Regions from separate parts of the Mus musculus genome. Here region 1 is linked to region 2. Evidence: chromatin contacts called from ENCODE Hi-C or POLR2A ChIA-PET data. All regions are on one chromosome and are shown on one strand. Each heading gives the region's core, a stretch centred on a gene start or an enhancer-like site at or near the end of the contact. The rest is flanking DNA. Distances are from core to core; before and after follow the strand shown.

Region 1 (7,519 bases), core at 2,810-5,309, 810 kb after region 2:
TCAGCCTCCTGAGTAACTGGGATTTTGGCCTGAGCTACCAGATCTGGTTTAGTTTCATTTCAGCTAATTTAAATTTAAATGGTTGCCAGACTAGACATACCATAGATGGTAAGCGGGAGGGAGCGGCAGCGTGGGAACAAAGGAGTGGAGGGATGGAGGAGAGAAAGGAAAATGAAATAATTAAAGAATTCTTTTCTCTTTATTTGGGATTGGCCCACAAGCCTTGAGCATTTCACTGTATGTGGCATATGATATGGTATTTTGATGCATTCTCAAATCAGGATTGCCTTCACTGTCCCAGCTCCTCATTCATATTGTCGCCTCCTCTCCCTCCCCCTGCTCCCCTTCCTATCCCACTCTCCAGCTCTGGGTTGTGACTATTTTACTGCAGGCTCCACTTACAAGTGAGCTCCTACAAAGCTTGTCCTTCCTTCAGAGAATAGCAACAGCAACATGGAGTCTTCAAACTTTCAAGAAAGGCCTCCAAATGGTTGAAGCAGAAGGCAATGTTTGTGTACATCAAGCAGCCTGGGTCCTCCCAGGTCTCAGAACTCAGAACCAGGGCATGGACATCAGAAAGGAGACAGCAATCAGTCACCCTCCTTCACTGCCCTGCCAGGAGAAACTGAGCCCAGACAAGGGAAGGAATGGCTCAGGGGAGCCACCCTGGATGTCAGCCTCTGAGTTGTTGAGTCCCTGGGCCCTGCCTTCACCATCTGCTTCCCCTCAGGTAAGCTGAGAAGGCACATATGAAGCAGAGAGAGGAGGAGCTCACAGTTTCAGATGTGGGTGTGACACTCTGTCTATCTTACACACCTCCTGCCCTCCTGTCCTCCAACCCCATCTCTGCATTAGTTAGTCGTGCATTTCAGGACACTCTAATGAAGTATGTCTTGAGTCTCCTTTTCACGGCTAATGAGGAGACAACAAGGACTTGACGAATACCACTACAATTACTGGAGCAGCGAAGCGAGGGCCTCTGATTAGATGTGATAATTTGCAAGGCTGGGCTCTCCGCATTAAGTTTGCAAACAGTTTAAAAATCACTTCCTCTATTTATCCAGCTAATCCCTGTTTAATGACTCCAGACCCAAGGAAAAAAAAAGGGGGGAAGTGTCTCTTTAAAAATTAATAAATAAAAAATTAAACCACTAACAAACTCAAAGCTTATTTGCTGAGAAAGGGGAAGTAACAGGAGTGTGGGAGATTGTCATCTCCTCAGAAAGACTCCACCAATGTCGCACAGACCTGAAGGACCTTCCTGTCTCCAACAATGGTCACTGTACCTCATCCACTGCAGTCTCTAACCTGTCTGCCTATTCTCTCCCTGCCAGGACTTATTGTCTAGCATCGAAAGACCAGATCGCTTCCTGCTGGTATATTTGATGGCCTAATTCAGAAACAGCTGTAGGTGGTCACCTGTCTCCAAATACAGCAGCAGGGACGAACATGGGGAGGAATTTGTTCTCACAGAGGATTCTTTATAATCCTGCTATGCAAAGTGTGGTCCCTGGACCAGCAATGACATCCCCAGGAGCTTGTCACAAAAACAGGACACCAGCCCCACCCAGACCTGCCAATTCTGAGTCTGCCTTTTCCCAAGTGTGGACATGCCACTACATGTGAACTGTCACTGTGGCTGAGCAGAATGGCTTTATGGCAGATCATTTTTCTGTCCCCAAGGGTAACCCATAGAGACACTGCTTTGTTGACTTCCGTGCTATTGATGGATGCATTTGCTCTGTACTTGTCATGGGGGTTCTGCAGAGCCTTGTAGATGGGATTGCACCAAAGAAGAGAGTATTTGGGGAACTCTGGGTGCCAGCACAGCTGGATTTGAAACAAAGGAGACCAATCATGTTCTGCCCATAAAGGGGTATAGGAAGGACAGAATTACAACTAAATTCTAATTAACATATTCAAGTACTACATACTCAAATATACCACCCTAGTCTCCAAAATAAATTCCGATTTACACGTGTATACAAGTAGACATGTACACAGCCATAAACAGACAGAATTGATTTGCCTGAAAATTTAGAGTGTTCAGAACTAGAAACTATGCCCCATGAAATCCAGTGAACACTTTATTTCACCCTCAGAGCTTTTTGGAAGTTAAAAAAAAAAAAAAGAGTCTTAGCCTTACTTTAAAGGAGGGCAAATTAAGCCTAGAGAGAGAGAGAAAATGAGAGAGAGAGAGAGAGAGAGAGAGAGAATGAGTGAGAGAGAGAGAGAGAGAGAGAGAGAGAGAGAGAGAGTTCCAAGATCTTCTGCTCATCAAAGGTGGCTCAGAAGAACAGGTTAGATTGTGCGTTTCATCGTCCCTTGGAACACAAGAGTTTGAGGGTCACCGAAGGCCATTTATCAACTTTTTTCCTCAAAAGAATTGATAGCCTAACAGGGCATGTGGAATTCTAGACACATAACTCTGAAGGAACATGGATAATATACCACCAAGATCATGCTTCAGTTAACACACACACATACACACACTCATTCACACATACACACACATATAAAGTCACATACGTATACATACTCACACATATACATACCCACCCATATATACACACATAATCATTTACACATACTCACACTTACATATACACTCACAGAATGCATACACACACTCACATATACATACCCACACATACACATACACTCGCACATATAACACACTCACACATGTACACACACACTCACACATACACACCCACTTACATACATACACACATGCACACACACATGTGCACACACACACACACATACATACACACCAGAGGCTGACCTTAGCCAGTGAAGACCAAGGAAAGGAACCGTCAGGTAAACAAGGCTGAGAAAAGTGGAGAAGACAGGTAAAAGCCTTCAGGGACAAAGCACAAAGTGACACTATGGGGGAAGAGCAGGTAAAGAGGATGCTGGGTAGGGACATGTGAGGGCCAGGGGCCCAGAACCCACCCTGACTTAAACCATGACCCAAGTCAGCAATTGCTTTCAGCTGCCTCGGCATACACATCTGTAAAATGGTTTTATTCCTTTCTTCTATAAGTGTGCCTGGCTCTGGAAGCTTGAAGCTGTCTTCTGGGCATGCGGAAATCCTTCACACACAGGAGAGCTCAGGTGTCAGGACAAGAGGGAAGGGCAGCCGTGAGATCTTGACATACTGGCTGGCCCTCTCCAATTTTCGAAGGTCTGGCTCCTAAAAATAGAAGACTCCATAGGTCTAAAGTTCCCAACAGTACAACAGACAAAGAGGAAAGAGTCGAATCCCAGTCCACCTGAATTGAAGTCCTCGGCTTTGTCATTTACAGTTTTCCCTTGGGCATGCTTCCTCGGGGTCTTCTCCTGTCAATGTGGCTACATGAGAAAGTAGGAGGAACAGGTTAGACCAGAGAAGGGACTGGCTCTTAAGAAAGTAGAGAGCCTTGCACCTCCAGCATGTTCCTCCAAAGCAAATACAGACAGTCCTATGTGAGGGATCCACATGGCGCTTGATGACCCCTGCTGGAGTCCTGTGCAGACAGTCATGTGGCCCTTTGGAGAACAAAGCCCTAAGCATCGCACATAGCATGATTCCTCTGGGGTAGGAGCAGCCACTTCTGTTTGCAAACAGAACACTAGACAACAAACTACAAAAGGGACTTGAGGGAGTTTACTCCTGGGGCCCAGGATCCTGGGCAGGGGCAGTGTGGCTGGAAGCAGGCGTACCTTTTCAATTTGTAATCGCTTTTGAGTCATATTCAAAAACATTCCAAGATGAAATAAAGCGAAAGAAGGCTCAAGCTGCCCTGCAGTTGGGAGCCCTTTGGGGAACTGAAGTGAGCAAGCCAGCCCCTCTAATCCAGATGGACAGGCAGACAGACAGATAAACAGCTTAGAGGCCAAGGTCCCACAGGGCCTGAGGAATGGGCTGTCCCACCCCAGCCCAGCAGGCAGTGGCTGCCCTCTCACCCAGACCCCTGCTGGCAAGCACCGTCCACTCCCTGATCTTCCCGGAATGGACGCTTCCCCAGGCTCATTGCAAAACATCCTGGCTGGAGCTGCAGCCAGGAGTCCAGAAGCAAAGCTCCCTCTGCAGAGCGAGATGCCGCTTCCTGAGGACATTCCGGCCTGGTGTGAGGGCCTGTGGCAGGAGAGGGCAGGAAAGGCCAGGCAGTCATCGGCAGCCAAACTGGGGCCACAGCAGGGCCACGTGCTCACTGGGACGACATCTGGCTGGAGCCATAGCCCAGGTTTTAGAGGACTTGTAATCAGGCACCTCCTCAAGCCCTGCCACCGTCTCTGCTGCAACCCCCTCCACCAGACCCACTGCAGACTCGCTGGGCTTGTTAAGGGAGAAGGGAGCCTCCTTATAAAGAGATCCCTATTCGCAGGCTGCTCCACACACCACGATCCCTTTGCAGAGCTCCAGATTGATTCCAGCCTGGACCAGCTGTCACAAGGGGTCACCCAGGCCCTTCTCTTAACCCCACAGGATGGCAATTCCTTCACCTGGGTTAGAAAGAGATTTTTTTTTTTTTTAGCACAGAGCTCCCTTTTCAAATGTCATCCTCCTGAGAACCTGGCGAGGAATAAAAACACTGAGTGTGACACTGGTGAGAGGCAAGCAGAGAAGCCTGGATTCCAGCCCCTGGGCAGAGCCTAGGAAGCCTGGAGACTCGGAAACCCTTCTGAACATCAGGAAGCCACAGAGACCCTGGCTCTGGTTCTGTCCCTCTGTGCCCTCTCTCGGGCATCTCATGCCCAAAGCAGGTGTATTCTCTACCGCTCTCATCTTTGTCTGGCTAAATTCCAGATCCCAGTACTCACTGTCCACTGGACACCACCTAGATATCCGATAGGCTATAAGAACATCCAAAGCCATCACCTCACACCTCCCCTAATGCAAATGGCTCCTGTCATCAAATACCATTACATCAGCTCTTCTGCACCTTCTAGATTCTCTCCTGGTCAGGATTCACTACTGCCAACATTACCACAACCACAGCCTTCACCATCGCTGTCACCACCATCAACAGCAGCACCACAACCACCACTATCATCACCATAATCATCAGCATCACTGCCAACTTAAAAAAAAAAAGCCACTATCATCATTGTCACCACCAAGACCATAAACATCGCCACCAATATTACAAACATTACCACCATGACCCATCACCATTACCACCACCAAGACTACTACCATCACCATAATCATCATCAACACCGTCGATACCATCACCACAAACACACAAATATCACGGTCAACATCATCACTTTGTCATTGCCATTGCTGTCAACACCACCACCATCACCATCTTCACCAGCACACTCCCTCAACTACTGCCATTGCCTTTATCATCACCTCATCGGTACCATCAGGGTCAGCAAACATCACCATCATCCATTTTAACATTATCCTATCCCCTTCCAGTGTCTCTTACCATCTCTGTGTTCCCTTCCTGCTCAATCCCCTACCTCTTAAAGCACAGGCAGCTGTGATCATGACCATCACGGCTTATAACTTCACACTGCCCCCTCAGAGCAGAGTTCAAATGCCTTGAGATTTGACAGTTTACAAATCTAGCCTAGAGTTGCAAATCTCAGCCTCCAGGGAGAAAGCACCAACCTCCAGTATCCCGCGTACAGCTCCTGAGCCCATCTGTAATTCCTCCATCTGTCTAAACACATCCACAGATCCTGATGGTCCAGCAGCCACAGCAACTGCTGCAGTCGATAATGAGCCCCAAGACCCGGAACTACACATGTCTCCTTGATAGCAGTCTTGCCGTGCTGACCTGGCCCAGAACAGGAGAACAATGTGAGAGTGGGTTGGGGGAAGGGAGTTAGAAGGATGGAAGCAGAGGAATGGAGGAAGTAGCAGTGAATATCCAGAGGTCTCAGCATCATGGCTTCCCCCGTGGGAAATCTAAACGCCCTTCAGTAGAGTTCAAGCAACTTCAGCTCAGAAAAGGCACCCCTTCTTATTCTAACAGACCCGTGAAGGAGGCCTTTGTCCCGATGCTCTCAAGCCAAACACCAACCTTTCTGTCTCAGCTGTAGAAGACACTGCCTTACCGCACGACTGGGGCTGATGTGACTCTATACTCTGCTAACAAATGTAGGACTAGACCCCCTTCTTCCCCAGAACCCACAGGGAAGCTGACATTTGCCTCCCAGCCAGAGGTGTTGCTGGGGGCCACATCTGGAATGTGAGACAAGCCTGTCCTCAGATTCTGTCACCTCCATGATGGGAGGGGAATTCCACTGGAAAGGAAGGCTCTGTCCATCCCACCCAGGCCTCTCTGGCCTTTGCCGCACACCAGACACTGCACTGTGGTCGGGACTCTTCATTAGGCTATAGTCTCCTCTTTAAAATGAAGGCAACCCTGTCTGGAACTTTGGGGCCCACAGAACAATGATTTCATTGTCTTGGGGTGTGAAGTCCAGTTCCTTACATGGGGCTGGCTCTCGGGGGTCACTGACCTGCTCTCAGCTTTCACTCTGCACAGGACCCACCAGTGCCCCAAATCTTGGCTCTTCAGGAGAGCACAATCAGGTGTGGCCACAGCAACCATAACAGACTGAGGACTGGAACCTCCAGACTCTGTAGGAGGCAGCCTGGGGCAGCTGGCTCCTTAGGCAATGCATAGCCAACCAGAGGGATCTCAGACCAGTGGCTGCTGCTGGCCCCAGTCCTCCACGGACAGAGCTCAGTGCCAGCCCTGCCCTTCCCTTCTCTGATCTACACACACAGTTTCTCATTCCCACATGGTGCTCACCTCCCCACATTTCCTCCTTCCTCACCGCCTCTTCTCACCTGCCCTTTGTGCTGTCTCCCACTTGTCCTGCACCTCTTCCTGGCCCCAGTTTATGGCCCTGAGCCATAGGTGACCTTTGTCCTTATTGGTCCTCTGTGTATCTATGTGGGGTTCCCTGCCTCTCTTTCTTGGCCCTTCCCTCTCTTCTGTCCACACATAGCTGTTTCCTTCTACCCAGTTCCTCTCTCAGGACCTGCTCCTACCTCAGCCTTTCTCTTGTCTCCACTTTTACTTCTCTGCCTCTTGATCCAGCTGTGTCTGAGTGACAGTGGCTCCCTCCCTGAGTGTGGTGCCCACCTCCCCCCCCCCCATCTTTCTCTCTTTCACAGGCTATCTATATCCCTCTCTTTCCCCATGCAGCTGAGGGCTCACTTTCACAGTTGCCTTGGATGGGCACTCTGTGAACAAGGCAGGGGAAAGAGCGGGAAGCATGGAATTATGACTGGGCCCCTGGCTGTGCATGGGGTGGAAATGCAGAGGCTGGGATGTCTAAGAGACCCTGCCTAGATCACTCTGCTACAGGGCCATCTTCCCAGGAGTATAGTAAGGGCTCCTTCCTCTGCTGGTGCCAGAGCTGCTTCCTCCACAGACTCCTACCTGCAGTGGGTAGCCCCAGCCCTAAACTTCTTTGGGTTCTTTGGACCCATATTTTCCAAACCTGTCGACCTCAGCCCAGAGGGGAAACACCACAGTCCCCAGATATACCAGAAAGGCAG
Region 2 (7,314 bases), core at 3,976-6,475:
AGGGTCTGGTCAGAACACCTCTCTGCAAAGGTGATCTTCCAGCTGAATTCTAAGTCAGACAGAGCAAATAGGAGAATGAAGATAGGAAGCAGAAGGTAAAGATTCCTTGGCCCACAGGCACTGGGCATCACCAGAGAATCACAGGCAAGCGGCACAGACAGCTAAGGGTACAAGATGAGCCCAGTAAGGCCTGCAGGGGCCAGGGCTTGGGATTTAGGAGGGAATCAAGTGTCAGCATTACCAAGAGCTGCTGGAAGATCCAGGTGACAGAGATCTAGTTTGCATCTGAAATGAAGGGTCTTGCTCTGTAGCTTGGGCTAGCTTCAAACTCCTGACTGCCTGCCTTGGCCTGAGTGGCATAACTATTGGCTTGTGGCTCTGCATCCCTGGGCTGCTGTGTGAGGATCCTTTCATGTGAATAGGGTGCGTGTGAAGGACTGAGATGGTGGACTGAGAACAGTCGGAGGTCACCCAGGTGACACCTGTCCCAGTGAACAGTAACACAGAGTTCCTCCAGTCTCATTTTTCTTACCTCTGTCTCTGCTTCTCTCTTCCATTTTATGCCCTATGCCCCTTTAAGTTCACTTCTCTCCAAAGTCCCCACATCCACCTCAGAGCCCTGGACCCAGCTCAAGTCACCATCATTGCCAGTCTAGATCCCTGCCATGGCCTCAAACTCTGTCCTGGCCAAACACTCCAAAAGTCTGACACGCCTTGCAAGACTCACATAGTGTAAGTCCCCTGCTTCACGTCTATCAGTCTACCTTGTCCCTCCAGTACGTGTTTTAAAAGGAGCCTGGTCTGCACCGAGCCCAGACTTATTCATTACTTGGTGCTCTCAGTCTCCTCTCTGCTGGTCGTTGCATTTGCCACAATCATGGCTGATTTGTCTACTCTACAACAGACCAAGCAGAAAGACTGCATTCTGCGGGACCTTTAGTGCACAACACTGTCCTCAGTACATTCTCTTATGTAAGTTGAAGAAGCAAAAAGATCCGCCTTAGCCTCCCCCCCCCCCGCCAAAAAAAAAAAAAATCAAACAACCAGGGCTTAATAATTAAGCTTTGAAACAGAGAGCCCAGAAGAGCAGCTTGGTTTCTGAGCCTGCCACTTTCTAGCTGACAACCTTGAGTCAGCACACAACTGTGTCCTCGTGCCAGAGGAAGAGGTCCGCTGAGAGTAATCAGCGCAGGGATTCAGGAGGTGGCATCTTCGCCCAGAATGCCCGTTCTGACACTGTTCCGTCCATTGCACTTTCCCCGCTATACCTCACGGATCCCCCACCCCCCACCCCAGGATCTGAAATCCCATCCTGGAACTTTTTTCTTCGCTCCCTTAACAACTGTCCCTCTCCTGGGACACTCTGGGACCCGGGACCTCAGCCTCCACCTCACCCCCACCCCTTCGGGGGCGTCCTTACATTTTCTTAGCCACATCCGTCTCGCGGAACTGCTCCTTCACCATGGTGCCGGCTGGCCGGACGCCCTTCTCGGAGCTGCGACTACAAAAACCACTGTCGCCGCACCTTCCCGGGGTGCTTAGGTATTTAGGAGTAAGGAAGCTGCAGCAGCCTCCCCGGCCACCGTAGAGCGCCGCACGTGCCGCTTCCTCTTCCGCCGCCGGACTTTATGAAGAGAGGCTTGGCAGACGCTGCTTTGAGCCCTCCTTCTAGATCGCCATCTAGCGGCTCCTTCACGAAAATGCACCTAGGCCGCGCAGATCAGTGGGGGAAAATGGCTTTTTCAGGTGGGTTTCTCAAAACAGCAGAAGAGGCCGGGCGTGGTGGCGCACGCCTTTAATCCCGGCACTTGGGAGGCAGAGGCAGGCGGATTTCTGAGCTCGAGGCCAGCCTGGTCTACAGAGCGAGTTCCAGGACAGCCAGGGCTACACAGAGAAACCCTGTCTCAAAAACAAAAACAAAAACAAAAAAACAGCAGAAGAGACGGATGGACCGCTTTTTTTGTTTGTTTTTTTTTTTTGTTTTTTGTTTTTTGTTTTTTGTTTTTTTGTTTTTTTGTTTTTTTGTTTTTCAAGGCAGGGTTTCTCTGTGCAGCCCTGGCTGTCCTGGAACTCGCTCTGTAGACCAGGCTGGCCTCAAACTCAGAAATCTGCCTGCCTCTGCCTCCCGAGTGCTGGGATTAAAGGCATGCGCCACCACGCCCCGCAGTTTTGTTTTTTTTTTTTTAAATCTCAAGGTCAAAAAGTTACATCAAATAGAAAAAAAAATCAAACAAGGACCGGCGCGCGCGTGTGTGTGTGTGTGTGTGTGTGTGTGTGTGTTGTTGTTGTTGTTGTTGTTTCCTGAGAAAGGCTCTCCATATATAGTCCCGACGGGTACTGAATTTGCCATCCTGTCTCCATACTCTCAGTGCTCAGTTACATCCCACCTGGTATAAATAAGTAAATTTACATATCTATTTACATACTTGTGTACAAACATATATACAAACACATATAAACACGCTTATTCTTACACAGCATATGTAATATATATGTATGGTTCGTTTTGAATTGTGTGTTTTGTAAATAGATGCAACAAAAACCCACCCAACCCTTCAGCTCTCCAAGGAGAGAAAGAACGGTCTATTAAAAACTGCCAGAAGCCGGGCGTGGTGGCGCACGCCTTTAATTCCAGCACTCGGGAGGCAGAGGCAGGTGGATTTCTGAGTTCGAGGCCAGCCTGGTCTACAGAGTGAGTTCCAGGACAGCCAGGGCTACACAGAGAAACCCTGTCTCAAAAACAAAACAAAACAAAACAAAACAAAACCAACTGCCAGGCCACCACTAAGAACAGTAGAAGACAGCTCCCAGCAGCAAAGCCTTGCTAGGTTTTAGGGACTTATATGGCTGGAGTGGGGCCAGCTCAGAAAATCCCGGTGGTTAGCATGAGAACTCTGTTGGGCAGGGAGGAGACTGACAGATACAGCCAGGAGCCTTCAGCCAGCTGTTAAGGGCTTCTGAGAAATGCTTTAAGTCTGTTTCCTAGCAAGGTCTGGTGGGGTCCAGACCATCACTTTAAAATAGTGCCGTCAGCACTGCCGTTTGGGGGCCTGCTTTGGGGACTTAACATACTTGTGTGTGTTTGTGTGTGTGCAGGCAGAAGTGCAGGTTGGTCTCCTCTGCACACTAAGCCCTGTACTCGGGTATTTCCCTTGGAATAATGCTGTTAATTCATGTTTGCTCCACTTTATGCAAAGCATTAACTTCTGGTTCAGGCAATATTAAAAGCTTATTTTGTGTCAGATCAGAGATTCACACACATACAAAAAAAAACCCAAAATATATTTTGAGATAGGTTCTCTCTATGTAACCCTAGTTGGTATGTTGGTGCTTGCTTTGTAGCCCAGGATAGCCTCAAGTTCTTGGCTAATCCTCTTATTTAACTTCACAGATTGGTGTGGTCATTCATAGGTGTATGCCACCACAGCTGGTTCAAATAGATAGTTTCTTTCTTTTTTTTTTTTTTCTCCATCCAGAGCTGGGCATTGAACTCAGAGCCATTGCATACTGAACAATGTAGATTGTACCCAGAGCCTTTGCATATTAGACAGTGTTCCGCCACTGAGTGGACCTACATCCTCAGTTCTTTTAAAATTTTAACTGGAGCCAGGATCCAGCCATGTCATCCAGGCTGGCTGGATAAAAACCAGTCTTTTAAAAACTCACAAGTTTTTAAAAGACTCTCAGAAAGTCTCAAAGCCAAAAGAGCCACAATCCTCCCTTCCAATCCAATAAACTGCTAGGTGTGGTGCCCCACTTGGGAGGTGAAGGCAGAAAGATCAGGAATTCAGGATCATTCTTGGCAATGCAATGGATTTTTCAAGACCTTGCATGGGCTTCGAAGGTCTGGTTTTAAAGAACCTAAAGCCTCACACACGAAAAACCTTATGAAAAAGTCACTAGCAACTCGTGGTGTCACGTCAATGCAATAGGGGTGAGTAGTTAAGGTTTCTGCTATTTCCCTGGTGTAAAGCAGGGATGCTGACTGAAAGGCCTTTTTTTTCTCATTAATTAATTTATTTACTTTACGCCCTGATCAAAGCCCCCACCCCACCCCGACCCCAATGGCTTTCTTAAATGCCTTCAAGATGAACTTTTTTGGAGACAAGTTTTACTTTATTTTATTCTTTTTTTTTTTTTGGTTTCTCGAGACAGGGTTTCTCTGTGTAGTCCTGGCTGTCCTGGAACTCACTTTGTAGGCCAGGCTGGCCTCAAACTCAGAAATCCACCTGCCTCTGCCTCCCGAGTGCTGGGATTAAAGGCATGTGCCACCACGCCCGCCCGGCACTTTATTTTATTCTTGAGTCAGCGTCTCACTGTGCAACCCTGATTGACCCAAAACTCTTTGTAGGCCTCAAACTCAGAGATCTGCCTTCCTCTACCTCTTAGGCCCTGCTTAGTGGAAACAATTTAAACCAACTACCTGCCTCTAAGATTTAAACTAGTGGTTCTTAGCCTTGCTAACGCTGCGGCCTCTTACTACAGTTCCTCATATTGTGTTAACTCTTGACTATAAAATTATTCCTGCCGGGCAGTGGTGGCGCACGCCTTTAATCCCAGCACTTGGGAGGCAAAGGCAGGCGGATTTCTGAGTTCAAGGCCAGCCTGGTCTACAGAGTGAGTTCCAGGACAGCACAGAGAAACCCTGTCTCAAAAAACCCAAAAATAAATAAATAAATACTTAAAAAATAAAATTATTCTCGTTGCTACTTAATTGTAATTACTTAATTGTAATTAATTTGCTGTGATTTTGACTTGTAATGTAAATATCTGTTTCCTGATGGTTTTGGGCAACCCTTGCAAAAGGGTCGTGACCCTTTGGCTGAGAACCGCCGATTTAAACAAATGACATTGAAAGCGAACTTTACTGGGTGAAGTAGCGCACATTTCTCAAATCCAACGTGCCTGGGAGGCAGAAGCAGGCCGTTCTCTTGAATTCGAGGTCAGCGTGATCTACAGCGATAGTTTCAGGGCAGCCAGGGCTATATAGTGAACTCCTGTTTCAGAAAACAACAAAATACAAATGCAGGACGGAAAAGAAGGGAATGGGAAATATACACGCGATTGTGTAACCATACATCAATTTGAGTGGATCCAATTCAGGCCAGCCAGAGCCCAGGTCTGGGGCGTGGCTAAGGGCTAGCGAGGCGTGGCTTCAAGTACTTTCGGTCAGGCATTGCTGTAGTCTACCCCAAGGCCTTAGCCACGCCCCCGCGCTGGGGTCCTTCCTTGCGCGTTGATATGATTGGTCGGCAGTGAGCGGTCCTCTTTTCCTCCTCTCCAGCTCCGGCGCCGTAGCCATCATGGTGAGTCTCCTCGGGCTCTCAGCACTATCCGTCGCTTATCCGCGCCATCCCTGCCTGTTCGGGGACCCCACTAGAGCTGCAGCCATCCGGGGCCCACTTACTCTGCTCCGGCCTGCCTCACGGAGGCCGGTCGCCCGGGGTCGCCGAGTCGCGGCTGTCCGGCACCGCCGTCCGGAACACGCCGGGCTTTGGGCTCCCGGGCCTCGGCTATGGAAACCCCTGTGGAGCTTCAGGGGCACGAGTGAGGCGGGCGCTGGCGGGCCAAGGTGACGAAGGCGCCTCCGGCTCTTGGGCCAGCGGACTGAGCGGTGGAGCAGAACTTGGGTGCCTCGGGGACCGCCAAAAAGTGGCCTTGTCCACTTCTCTGAGGCGGAGGACTGAGCCTTCCGCCACGCGCGGGCTGTTCTTTGACTCGTGCATGGTGCTATCGAGGTGACTTAATCCCGATTCCTCGAGTCGAGCTCGGAAGGCAAGCAGCCATGTGCAAGCTGCCGATTTGAGTTGATCTCTGCTAATTTTCGTGTCTGTTTAAGCTCGCTGAATGCCAGCTACTGCGGTACTTACTCTAATTAGGGAAGAAGTTGGCGAAGTCCTGTGTCTGGGTAGCCACTGAGAGATGCTGGGAACCACTGAGACTTCTCTCTCCAAGCACTAGAGGCATTGGTTGCAGCATGTAGAGAGTCCTGGTGGTGTCCAGTGTCAGGTGATCAGGGATTCTCAAATCAATATGTGAGATCACAAAATCAGTAGTACTTCAAATGATAGCCATAATCTAAAGTGAAGTTTGGATGACGTGAGAGAAAATGAGTTGTTTTATGGTAGTTTATGAGGCGCTGTCGCCTGCTTTGGGGCTTTTTTGCCTTTTCTTTCCTTTATAGCTTGTCCCCAATTCCTGCCTCTTTCTAGACTGCATTGCTAGTAATTGCTGAAAGGCCAGAGCAAAGGCAAGACGAGATTTTTAACATCTTACTGACTTGTGTGTTACCTGCAGAATGACACAGTAACCATCCGGACCAGGAAGTTCATGACCAACCGTCTGCTTCAGAGGAAACAGATGGTAAGGATCAGAGTCAAAATGTGGTCTTTGTGTCTGCTTTTGAAGATGTAGTTAACTTGTAAGGAGTACTGACTCTTACACCTCTTTATAGGTCATTGATGTCCTTCATCCTGGGAAGGCAACAGTACCAAAGACAGAAATTCGGGAAAAGCTGGCCAAAATGTACAAAACCACACCAGATGTCATCTTTGTATTTGGATTCAGAACCCACTTCGGTGGTGGCAAGACCACTGGCTTTGGCATGATCTATGATTCTTTAGATTATGCAAAGAAGAATGAGCCTAAACACAGACTGGCAAGAGTAGGTATCTTATTCTTTAATGGATACATGCCTGTAATCCCAGCCTGGACTGAGTTAGGATGGCAAGTTAGATTTTGTTTTCCAGTGTATATTGGGATACAATAAGCAGTTTGGGCCAAACTTGTGGTGTTCTACCTACCCACTAGCCCATCTCCATGCAGTTTCTCTGGCCTTCTGAACTGGAACTTAGCAGTCTTTACTGGGCTTTCTATTTCTAAGTAGTGGAATTGCAGGTGTGCACTGCCATACCTCACTGTTTTGTATGAGCCGTGCTGCCGTCCATGCCTAGGAAAAGTTGGTATCATTTAATGGGAAAGTTACCATATACAATATACAATGCACACATGGTACCTTTAAAAATGTACAAACTTCATGTAGTCCAAAATGGGTAACAAGCTTGGTTGATGGTCAGGATGCACCTGGCTGGCTTATTTCATTCTTTTAGGTGACTTCTCACTGTCGCCCAGGCTGACCTCCTCTGTCTCCAGCGTGGTGAGATTACAGGCATGGGTTGCCCACCCTGAGTTATTTTCTTGTTTGTTTCATTGGGTTGTTTATTTGAGGCATGGCCTTTAGCACAGGCTAGCCACAAACTGGGAGTTACTTTACCCAGTTTCATGAGTTCTTTAGTCCATTTACTCCTTGGTATG

The links. A loop is a pair of places that touch in the nucleus more often than their neighbours do. ChIA-PET counts read pairs that join two places held with the same protein, here RNA polymerase II (POLR2A).
Region 1: a map of heart shows a loop between it and region 2 (2.6-fold over the local background). The contact joins the enhancer-like site here to the promoter of Rps24 in region 2. A Hi-C loop is called at or near these places in 1 of 37 maps with a recorded cell type or tissue (heart). POLR2A ChIA-PET finds 5 or more read pairs at or near these places in 1 of 5 experiments (Patski).

The regions. Positions count from the first base shown.
Region 1 is chr14:25,300,610-25,308,128 of GRCm38, forward strand. The region is part of intron 2 of Zmiz1os1 (a long non-coding RNA gene); the gene reads right to left. LOC115486423 (a long non-coding RNA gene) reads right to left here. Exons shown (of 2, transcript XR_001781198.1): 1 at 6,803-7,519; 2 at 3,012-5,780. Among named protein-coding and RNA genes, the nearest start is that of Gm41113, 75 kb to the right of the region's middle. Within about 2 kb of position 4,060, at least 2 of the 3 ENCODE cell types and tissues checked have a DNase peak (open chromatin) inside an H3K27ac peak, as active enhancers do; they include heart, where a contact is called at or near this core.
Region 2 is chr14:24,485,453-24,492,766 of GRCm38, forward strand. Rps24 (ribosomal protein S24) reads left to right here and starts at 5,226. Exons shown (of 6, transcript NM_011297.3): 1 at 5,226-5,306; 2 at 6,298-6,363; 3 at 6,455-6,664. The coding sequence starts at 5,304. Polr3a (polymerase (RNA) III (DNA directed) polypeptide A) reads right to left here and starts at 1,606. Exons shown (of 31, transcript NM_001081247.2): 1 at 1,421-1,606. The coding sequence starts at 1,464.